Linked DNA regions of Homo sapiens: region 2 is linked to region 1. The links are chromatin loops, found by intact Hi-C in ENCODE. Cell type or tissue: dorsolateral prefrontal cortex. All regions are shown on one strand. Links, peaks and the distances in the headings refer to the core of each region. The heading gives the core; the rest is flanking DNA. Region 1 overlaps LOC102723403 (a long non-coding RNA gene). Region 2 has its middle 58 kb from the start of MPPED2.

Region 1 (5,386 bases), core at 242-5,241:
AATAGTAGTCAGACTAAACTGCTGACACGGGCTTTTCTGCAAACTGAGCTGTAGTTTGATTTCTCATTTGTCCAAGTGAAGCATCAGCAACTGAGTAAAACCAATTACCTCAAAGCCCACCAAGCCCTCGGCAGCAACTTAGTGCATCTAAGCTTTGCCCAAATGTTATTACTTTCAAATTAGAGGCTGGTCTGAAATGGGCCATCGAAGAATTTCTACTGCTGAAAATAATTCAATATGGCAGTCCAGTTGTGGAACACTTTTCAGGGCCAAATAGAAACAAAGCTCCTTCCAATTTTGACACATCTTGAATCCATGGCTGTCCACTTCTGGAAGGCAAGCCTGGAAGTACAGAAGTCAGATATGAAAAGGGAGGCATTTTCCTGCCTTTTATGTTTATTTTTGAGATGAAGTCCTGGGATGGAGGTGGGGGACACTTTAGGAAAAAGGACCCAAGGTCAAGGATGAAAACAAATAAAGACACTCACCTAATGGGAGTTATCTCACCTCACTAGGTAAAGAGAAACTACAGCACAAGAGTTCATCAAGTACAGAGATATGTTGTTGAGTGAACACTTGGCCAAAGGTATTAAAACAAGTAGGGCAGATGCATTATAAGTACCTGAAGAAATCTCTGTTTATATTTATTCATTTGTCTCACCCATAGACCTTCACTTGCTATACTCTTTCTTCTTTCTTTCTCTTTCTTTCTTTTCTTTCTTTCTTCTTTTTCTCTCTCTCTCTGTCACACAAACATATACAAAATCACTTTCGATCCTCTTATCTTGCTTAATATCTTTCATGGAACTTATTACTATCCAAAATTAAATTTCAGACAGTTTATCCATTCATTTACTTCTCTGTTCCTGTATTCCCACCAAACTGTACACTCCATGAGGTCAGGAGGTGTGTCTGTGCACTGCAGAATAGTGCTTGGCATGTAACAGGCACAAAATTAGTTGAATCAAAGAATGAACCCATTCACTGAACTTACATTTACAAAATGCCCAATGTCTAAGTGCGAAGGATTCAAAGATGATGATAATCATAACTACCATTCACTGAAGGAGCCCTCAATGAGCTAAAAGCTTTACATACAGTATTTTATTTGAATCCCTCAACAACCCTTTGAATCATGTGTTTCTATTTTCTTTCTTTCTTTTTTGCAAATGAAGACATAGAGGCTCACAGAGACTGACTTATTACCACCAAGCTAGAAAGAGGTAAAACTATAAATTAAACCGGGTTTGTCTGGCCCTGACTCCAGGAATTGTCATATTCAAAGATTAATAAGAGACAAACATCCTCCCTGAGAACCTCAAAGTCTCATGCTTTGGATTTGAAGCATCATTGTCTTAGAGGATCCTCCTAATATTCTGTGGCTGGAGAAAGAATCTGACAATAATTCCTGGAGAACTGGAGTTGGGACATTTGCCATCCTGGGGCCTTCAGGAATGTCCTTGTCCATGGCAGGATCTGGTATGCCATGCTACTTTCCCTTTGGTGAGGTCAGATTCTGCTGTAGAGGTTTGCCAGGGCTACCCATATTCTCATATCCTTGGCTCCAGGTCTGCATATGAGCCCAGCAGCTGTCAGGGATCCTATTTACTTTTAATAAATCTAACAAATGAATGATAAATAAGTGGTGATTCGTCTGCCTCAGAAAATCCAGCAAGGGCAGGACCCAGCCAGGTGCATGGGAAGCTAAACTCTTTTCCAGCCTTCACAACTGAATTTTAAATTGCCAACACCAAGCTCCAAAGTCAGTTCAGACCCACAAAGTTTCTATGTATTTTAGAAGTCACAGAACTACCCCTCTCTCTGGTCTCTTGGAATAAAAGAAAGTTCCTCAGCCTATTCATTCCATGAATTAAAAAAAAAAAAAAGATTAAAAAAGGTCTCCTCGGTTACAATGCCATTCATATCCTTTGACCAGAAAGAGTTAGAGAAAAACTTCGGGATTGATCTGAGGGACACAGAGCCCAGGTTCCATTAAAGTGTATTAATGCCAAGGTCTGTGCAATTAGTGAAAAGTCAATTCCCATTACTAGTTAACACTATTGAATATCTGCTTTCTTTAATAAAAAGCCATGTCCAGTACAAAGAGAATAAATCAATAGGTTGGCTGCATTTAGATCTATTCTGCCTTCTTCTAAAATGCACAGAGAAACTCCCTGTCAGAGCTCCACTGTCTGTCTGCCAAGCTCAGTTTGTAAACTGGCAGCTGGCCCTGCCTTCTTTGCCTGGAATCTTTCATTAGCACTTTCTCACTTTAGCTCTCATTTCTCTCATCAGGAAAATTAAGTTTTATCCCATGCCTAAAATTCTTCTCTTTGAGCTTAATCTCGATCTGCCTCCGAATTGGACTGGTTCAGAAAACGAGCTGCAAAGCCACTGTGGCCATACATCTAAACCTCAGCCTTCGCCAAGCATCGGTTCTTCCTCAGGCCAGGAGAGTAGGGTACACACAATTTCTAACAAGGGTCCAAAGAGTCCCAAGAGCCTGAAAGACTTTTCTCCTCCAGAGATACCCTTTGCGTTCTTTTACATCTGGTAACCTTCCTTGCTGCCAAGGAGCTGGAATGTTCCAGATCCTTAACTGTGAAGAGCAAAAGAAGGATACACCTGTCCGGTGAAGTTTGCAAGCCCTCCCAATTCTCAGCACCACATGCAGAAGAAGGATGCATTCACCTCCTGTCTGTGGAGGCTGCCTTTCTGTAGCTAAGCCCATCTATTTATCTTCTTTGGTGCGGACCACTAAAAGGAGAAAGCTGTTTAGACACTATCTTCATTATAATGCTTGGTTTATTAAAGACTAAAAGGATACTTTGATTCCCACTGTACATATAAGTTACTCATAAGTTGGAAAATTGTGTTTCCGTGAAAGCAAATTACTGTACCTTAAATTATTTCATTAACCAGAATGCTCAGTCTTTGATGGGAAAAGGAGGATTGATATAATTTTACTTTAGTTCAGGTTTACTATGCAGAATTATTTGACATTCTTCTTTAATCCTTTGGTCCTTATTCCGCATCCTCTCTCCCTTCTCAGAGTGTGTGTTTGGTGGGGTGGGTAGGTTTGGTGGTGATATTGGTTTGGGTCATGGTTTCGGTAGATGAATAGATTTGGAATTGCATTCTTTTCAGGACTCAGCAAATTGGTGTGTATCGTTCTGGGTTTTTTCAATTGGTTCAAGTCTACTATTTCTCCACTTAAGCAGGTTGAAATATCTAATGAAACAAGCACTGCTAGAACCAAATCTGTTTATTCCTGTTGCTGAGATCCTTTCATGCCACTTTCCATGGCCCCATTTCTGGTCCAGAGGCCTGGTCTGCCATTAGAGAGAATCACAAACCAGGCCCTACACTGTGAAACCAACGAATGATCCCCAGTACTGTCATGGATGTTTCTTGAAGCCACTGGAGTCGTCCACTGTGGTCGGAGAACTCAGGGAGGGAACCTTCTGCATTGCTTCCCAGAGCAGCTGTGGGGTGACAGTAACAGGCAAACAGTGGAAATGCACACCATCCTAATACAAGGGTGGAAAGTGTTCAGTTGTGAAGAGGCATTTATGTTTACACAAACAGCCAGTTTTTCCTCACATTCAAAGTTACAGAGTTGGACAAGGCAGGCTCACGAGGTGACAAAGAAAAATTTAACTAATCAGGCAGGCTATCCCCAAGTGTTCCAATGGCATGGATGATTCTGCCAAAGGGACTAACTGATGAACAGGTAGCTGGGTGAGGAGACTGCAGATCTTTGTCATCCCAAGCAGATGAAGGTTCCCCACTTGATCAGAGGCAGTGATTGAATTCCCATTTGGGGATCCCACAAAGAAATGGATTGACATTGTCAAGCAATTAATCCAAGGTGAAGTACGATTTAAAAAAATTGGGAAATGAATAAATGCAGTCCCAAGCAATCTACCTGTGTGACACTGATGCAGGAAAATTGCCTTTGAAGAGGTTGGCAGTTGTCTTTGGTCCTTTAGCAAATCCTTCCACGATAACTCTGAAATGAATAGAAGGAGCAGAATTGGATTAAACAATTTTAAATTTTACTTTCACAAAACATAAACAAGGTTTAAAATTTTGAAATTCACAGAATCGCCTCGAATGTCACAAACCTTATGAAGCACCAAGGAGCTAATCCCTCTTATCTTTAAGACTGGGATCAAGGATTTTTTTCCACTCTGTAGGAGCTCCTGAGAACCAACTTTTGCAAAAGAGTCAAGTTGCCAAGCCAGAGCTGGCAGAAGAGTTGCTCCATAAAGTGAGAACAGAATGGAATGCACTCTCACCTTTGAGTTCAAGTGCATGTTGAGATTTTTATCTGAAATGAATTCTGATTAATATCACCTTGGACTAAAGGAGAAAAACATTCAAGCATGTGTTTATACTTGTTGACATGAATAAAAGATACACCTTAAATCTGAGTCATAATACTAGAATAAAAGATGATTATGAAATGCATACCACTGATATAGTCTCACCAAGAAAGTCAACATTCAAATTCCCTAAGACATAGAGAAATTTGTTTCAATAACTTGTCCAATCACTCTTTAGCCATAAGACCAAACTATGGTCCCTACCCATACCACTTTGTTCTTTTGAGTTATTGTCTGTTTCTCACTCTAATTAATCACTTCCCAATCATATTTAAGGAGAAAAAGAAATGGACATACCTTTCAGGGATGCTTTAAAAGCTTCATTATTGTTACTGAGAGAGGACAGCAGGTTGAATTCCATGTTCTGAGGAGAACATTGCATCCATGACAATGTCACACACACACGAGAGCATGAAGCACACCCAGGTAATCAGATGGTGATGCATAGTCCTGCAATCAGCTCTCCTTATTGACCCCGAAGCCTTGCCTTCAGCCAAGTTAGATCTTTCAGTGGAAATAAGATGGAATTATTTCAAAATAAGATGGAAATAATTTGGAAGTTGGCTGGGTAAGACCTGTTGACATGGAAAAGCAGGTTTTTTCCATTTTTCCACTCTCAACTCTATACCCCCTAGATAGACACTCTTATATTTCCTATTTCACCTTCCACAATTTCTTGTCAAAGATTACTTTAAAGTGTACAAAACAATGATATCTAAAGGCTTCCCATCTCACTTAGAGTAAAAACAAAGTCTCTATAATCCCTCATCACCAGGCCACCAGCCAACCACTCACCCAATGTCTTAATTCCTTCTCCAGCCTCCTCCAGGCACACTGGCTTACCTGTGAGTCCTTGAACATTCTGGGCACATTTCTGTTTCAGGGCCTTTGCACTTGCTCTTCCCTCCATCTGGACTGCCCTTCAGTGCCTACATGGCAAAGTCAAGTCTTAATTGTCCCTCTTCGATAGAGACTTCCAGATCTATCCTATCTAAAAT
Region 2 (5,386 bases), core at 150-5,149, 290 kb after region 1:
TAATATCTAGGTAGGAAATATAGTTTTGGAATGGGCTGATTCCCTCTTTTTTGGGGATCCAGCATCTGGTATAAAAATGGGACCCTTGGCCGGGTGCGGTGGCTCTCACCTGTAATCATAGCACTTTGGGAGGATGAGGCAGGCAGATCACCTGAGGTCAGGAGTTCAAAACCAGCCTGGTGAACATGGCAAAACCCTGTCTCCACTAAATATACAAAATTTAGCTGGACATGGTGGCAGGCACTTGTAATCCCAGCTACTCAGGAGGCTGAGGCAGGAGAATCGCTTGAACCCAGGAGTCGGAGGTTGCAGTGAGCTGAGATCACGCCACTGCATTCCAGCCTGGGCAACAGAGCAAGACTGTCTCAAAAAAAAAAAAAAAAAAAAAAAAAAAGAGGACCCCTAATTTTTGGAGATCTGTTTTTCCTTCCAACTGTGTTTGCTTATTAGGCCCTAAACACTGCATACTTTCCTGACCCTGTTACTCCAAAGGCTGCACCCTAAAGTCAGTAATCCAATTAAAGAACTGGTGAATGAAAAATCTTACAACTACTGGATCTTGTTCTGTCTGCCTGTGTATTTATATGTATTATGTGTATGATGTTTATATATGAAAGAGCTTTAATTGGCTTAAAAATAATAACCAATTAAATATTTTGTGAGAAAAGTAAAAAGTGTAATGCCTTTTGGTTCACATGGATTTAGTAATCTTTGGGAAATAAAAATAGTTTTAAAGATTATTGGTAAAAGTTGCTAAGAATTAACATTATACCACGTAACTGAGACTACTGAAGAAACAGTTTTACATGCAAGGTATGTAAAGAAAATGAAATGTGTTTTTGTAAAAGATTATAAGAAGGCATGGAAATGTGGATTTTTTTTTTTTTTTGCCTAGATTAAAAGGTTAAAGGATTGTTTTAAGTTAGATAGAATAAAGCTGAAGGTTTGAGCAAATTGTGAAAAGTTTGTGAAAAATTAATCTTGTAAAAAATTCTGTGTGTGAACATACTGGCTAAAGCTAAAGGGGTATTACTCAGTTTTTCCGTAAATTGAGCCTTGGACTAAAAGCACAACAAGGTTTTCTAAGAGTACTCATCTGCTCTTTATGAGAAAATCTGTAAAGGCTTATAGAAGGTTTATAAAAATCTTATCTTATGGTCAAACTGATGAAGATTGGATAGATTTATGTATAAAGTTTTATTAAAAATTGGAGTTTAACATTAGTAGTATACTAATGTAAAGGTGAAATTTGGCTTATTTGGTATAAAAGTCATACAGGAAGCAGTGTCAAATATGAAATGATGTTTGCTTTTCTTTGGGCTGTATTTGTATAAATGTGTTATTGGTCTGTGTTCCAAAATTATGAGAAACTCCTATAAATCTGATATGGCTTAATGTATGTTATTAATAATTATAATTGTTATATAAAATTGTTATATGCCACAGAAGTAACCAATATTTCCTTTTCAGTTGTGGCTTTAATAGCGGCTCTCCTAAGACATTTTATCATCCATAGACAACTGTTGTCTTGTTTTGATCCTTTTTAAAAGCTGGTTTATAATCAGCCATAGGACTCTAACAGGTGTTATTAAATGCAGGTTTCTGATAACTTTGGTGATTGTGACATTAGAATAGAGAAAAAAACTTTCAGGGCTCTCATGGAAAGCCAGAATGTTCATGACTATCAAGCAGAATTGGAGTTAACGGAATAGACTAATGGAAGACTGAATTAATATTTTTTTACTTTTTTGCTTAAAACGTTGCTGATCCTTTGCTCTGTTTTTCAGAGTCAAGAAAACTTTTATTTTGAGCTATTTCCAGCTTGTAGCAATTGAGTAAAGTATACTCCTGTGAACAAAATTTGGAGCATATTTGTTTCTCTCTTTACCTAATTTCTCCAGAATTTGAGAACTATTTGTGAGTATTTTTAACTTATGGCAATACAGTTCTTTGTATAAGTGCAATAAGAATCTGTTTCCTTTTGCAACAGGGCACAATTGGAGAAACTGGTTATTTTACAAAGGCTTTGACTGGAATGGCATGCTCACAGGATTCCTCAAGAATCCTGTGTTAAGTAAGGGACCTCAAGAGAAAAGGAATTTACCCAACTCACAGGTATTTGAGGGTACAAACCCGTGGTTGGGCTTGGCTTTAAAAAAGTCTTATCTAAAATTCCTTCTATGGAACAAAGTTCCGTCAAAGCCAATTTAAAAAGCCTATGTGAAAAATAATTATTCTTGCTGCACTTTATACAAATAATCAGGCCAAGTATAAAACTAAGGCTTATATTTACAAACAAATCAGTCCTATTATGATTTGCCTTTAGCAAAAATGGGAAACTGGAGAGAAAATATTATGTTTCAAGAACTATGGTACACCGGTTATTAGATTCTAGTTTTATCAGTTTTTTTTTTTAAGTTTTTTTCCTGCTTTTTAGGCTGACCTTGAGTATTCCTGTGAAGTAATCAGTGATCTCTGGCTGCTGCTGAAAAGAAACAAGAAAGATGGGTAATGTAAAAATCTGAACCAATATTCTAATTCTAGGCATATTGTAATCAGCTAGCAACTCTATAACAGCTTGGTTCCAACAGTAACCCAGTTCATAGAAAGCCTTCTAATTTAGTTTACTTGGATAATTTTACTTATTTTGCTTTACTGTTGTGGAATATATTGCTGTTGTACTCTATGTGTAGGAATGCAGGATAAGCTTACTCACCGTTTTCTTACACTGAGCACTTATTAATCTTCCAGATATCACCTTTTGTCAGAACTCGAAAATTATAAGTGACCCTTGCCAACCACGGCTTTCTGACTGAGCTCCTTTCTATCCTGAATACAACAGACCCAATAGTTAGGTAGGAATACTATCACCCTTGTTCAGCATGAAGAAGTTACAGAAGACGGATCTTTGTCTCTCTACAACCCCTAAGATTAAGAGTTCTCCTGGGAGGTGGAGGTTGCAGTGAGCCAAGATTGCGCCACTGCACTCTAGCCTGGGTGACAGAGCAACACTGTCCTGGGAAAAAAAAAAAAAGAAAATTCTCTTGTAAAAGAGAGGGGGGAGTATGTCAGAGGCGTTTGAACCAGAGCAACTCCATCTTGGGTAGGAGCTGGGTAAAATAAGGCTGAGACCTATTGGGCTGCATTCCCAGACTGTTAGGCATTCCAAGTCACAGGATGAGATAGGAGGTCAACACAAGATATGGGTCACAAAGATCTTGCTGATAAAACAGGTTGCAGTAAAGAAGCCGGCCAAAATCCACCAAAACCAAGACGGTGATGAGAGACCTCTGGTCATCCTCACTGCTGCACTCTCACCAGCACCATGACAGTTTACAAATGCCATTGCAACATCAGGAAGTTGCCCTGTATGGTCTAAAAAGGGGAGGCCTGAATAATCCACCCCTTGTTTAGCATACAATCAATAAACAACCATAAAAATGGGCAACCAACAGCCTTCAGGTTGCTGCCTATGAAGTAGCCATTCATATTATTATTATTTTTTTAGACAGAGTTTTGCTCTTGTTGCCCAGGCTGGAGTGCAATTGTGCGATCTCGGCTCACCGCAAACTCCGCCTTCCGGGTTCAAGTGATTCTCCTGCCTCAGCCTCCCGAGTAACTGAGATTACAGGCATGTGCCATCAAGCCTGGCTAATTTTGTATTTTTAGTAGAGACGGGGTTTCACCATATTAGCCATGCTGGTCTCTTGGCCAGGCTGGTCTCGAACTCCTGACCTCATGATCTGCCCGCCTCGGCCTCCCAAAGTGCTGGGAATACAGGTGTGAGCCACCGCACCTGGCTTTATACATGAATTTTATCATTATCCTTGAGAATTTTAGCATCCATATAGAGATTTTACTGATATCCTTTCTTGGCATGATTTTGCTTCTTCTAAAAAAAAAAATGCAACTGACACTAATGGTTAGGATGTGGAGAAAGAGGCAGAAAAGGAAAAAAAGGGGAGCAGGACCTCATCTCAAAGTTGTGATCTGAAGAGGTGAAATCCTTTTTGGATTGGTAGCAGAATTGACAACAGGCAAGTGGAAACCTGTTAAAGGATAATCATGTCTAGACAATTTTATCAAAAGTATCTAAAAAATACCTTCCCCCAAATGCACCATGAGCCATCCATCCCCAAATTAATACCCGATAGAATGAATTGGACAATCATTGTCAGAGTTTGGTTCAAATAGGTTGTAATTAAAGAGTACCTATAATTATGGGGCCTCAAATAATCTAACAATGCATTTTTTTACAGCGTAATTGACACTTTGAGGTCTGCAGAGATGAGATGCCAACAGATGTGTTTCAATGGCTTCCAGGAATTAGTATGGGAGTGATAAGCCCCAATAGAGCTAGATTTGAAACTTAAGAGATAATAAGATGATGACAGAGTGTAGGTAAATGTTATCAACTAGGAAACCTGATGAAGAACTGGCATTGATAGTGAGGAGGATGCTGAAGGAGAATGGGCACTATTGAGCTTCGTTAATCTCATGAATCAGCTGGGACAAAAAAATTCTTGACATGTTTACCACCATATTTGCTTTTCATGGCTAGGCCCATCTTTAGTAATCAATTATAACCTAGTGCCCTGTTCAGCATGTATGGGGCTTCTGAATGAATCTCTTTCAATCCAGCAAGCCAGGCAACTCAATCAATACATTAAAAGTGACATATGAGATAAAAACCCATTTCTTTACCTTAGACTAGATTATATGAAACAACCTTTACAGCATTAAAATTCTTTCATGTTTAACATGAAAAAAGTCTCAATGAGTCTTTCTCTGCTTTAGGAGATGATACAGACTGTAGCATATTATAATTAGGCCACTCACATGAAATTATTTCAAGTTCCAGAAAAAAAAGAAGATACAGACATTTGCTATCTTCAATCCATTTTTCAAAATTTTAAACATAGAAAACCGAAAAAGACATTTAAATTTAATTTTGTCAAGATGAACGGGAAATTTCATTTTTGACATGTCTAACCACCACATTATCAGATATATAGATTTCAAGGATCCAACATTCAATTTTATGAGCTTTTTTCCCTTTTCCATATATGTCATGTTGTAAATCAATTTTGAAGATATAATGAGAGTTGTTTTTTTTTTCAAGATTTCATTGGATTTTTCTGAAACCAGAACCCAAATCTAGCTTTGAAAACAAAAGTAGTCTCAAAACACAAGACCAATTCTTCCCTCAAAGATCATCTCCACTTCTCCTCTTTGTACTGACAGAATGTGGCACTTTCCAAATTATCCATTGTGTTGGAAAATTGTACAGCAGGGGGGACACTTATTTGTTGTTGTTGTTGTTGTTTTAAAAGCTTATTAACCTGTCTTGAATAACTTTGCCACTCCTGATGACACCAAAGGTTGA

Evidence for each region. Peaks named below come from ENCODE experiments on the same cell type or tissue, not always from the same donor. Only the 100,000 strongest peaks of a DNase experiment are listed, where the experiment ranks them.
Region 2: a loop joins it to region 1, with 2.5 times the contacts of the local background. A loop is called at or near these places in 32 of 110 quality-filtered maps.

What each region holds. Positions count from the first base shown.
Region 1 is chr11:30,356,560-30,361,945 of GRCh38, forward strand. LOC102723403 (a long non-coding RNA gene) reads right to left here. Exons shown (of 4, transcript XR_001748162.1): 1 at 5,232-5,386; 2 at 4,686-4,892; 3 at 3,929-4,012; 4 at 1-342. Among named protein-coding and RNA genes, the nearest start is that of ARL14EP, 36 kb to the left of the region's middle. In dorsolateral prefrontal cortex, for the core only: no CTCF peak of the experiment used is centred there; a DNase peak (open chromatin) is centred at 2,232.
Region 2 is chr11:30,641,855-30,647,240 of GRCh38, forward strand. No RefSeq gene overlaps it. Among named protein-coding and RNA genes, the nearest start is that of MPPED2, 58 kb to the left of the region's middle. In dorsolateral prefrontal cortex, for the core only: no CTCF peak of the experiment used is centred there; no DNase peak of the experiment used is centred there.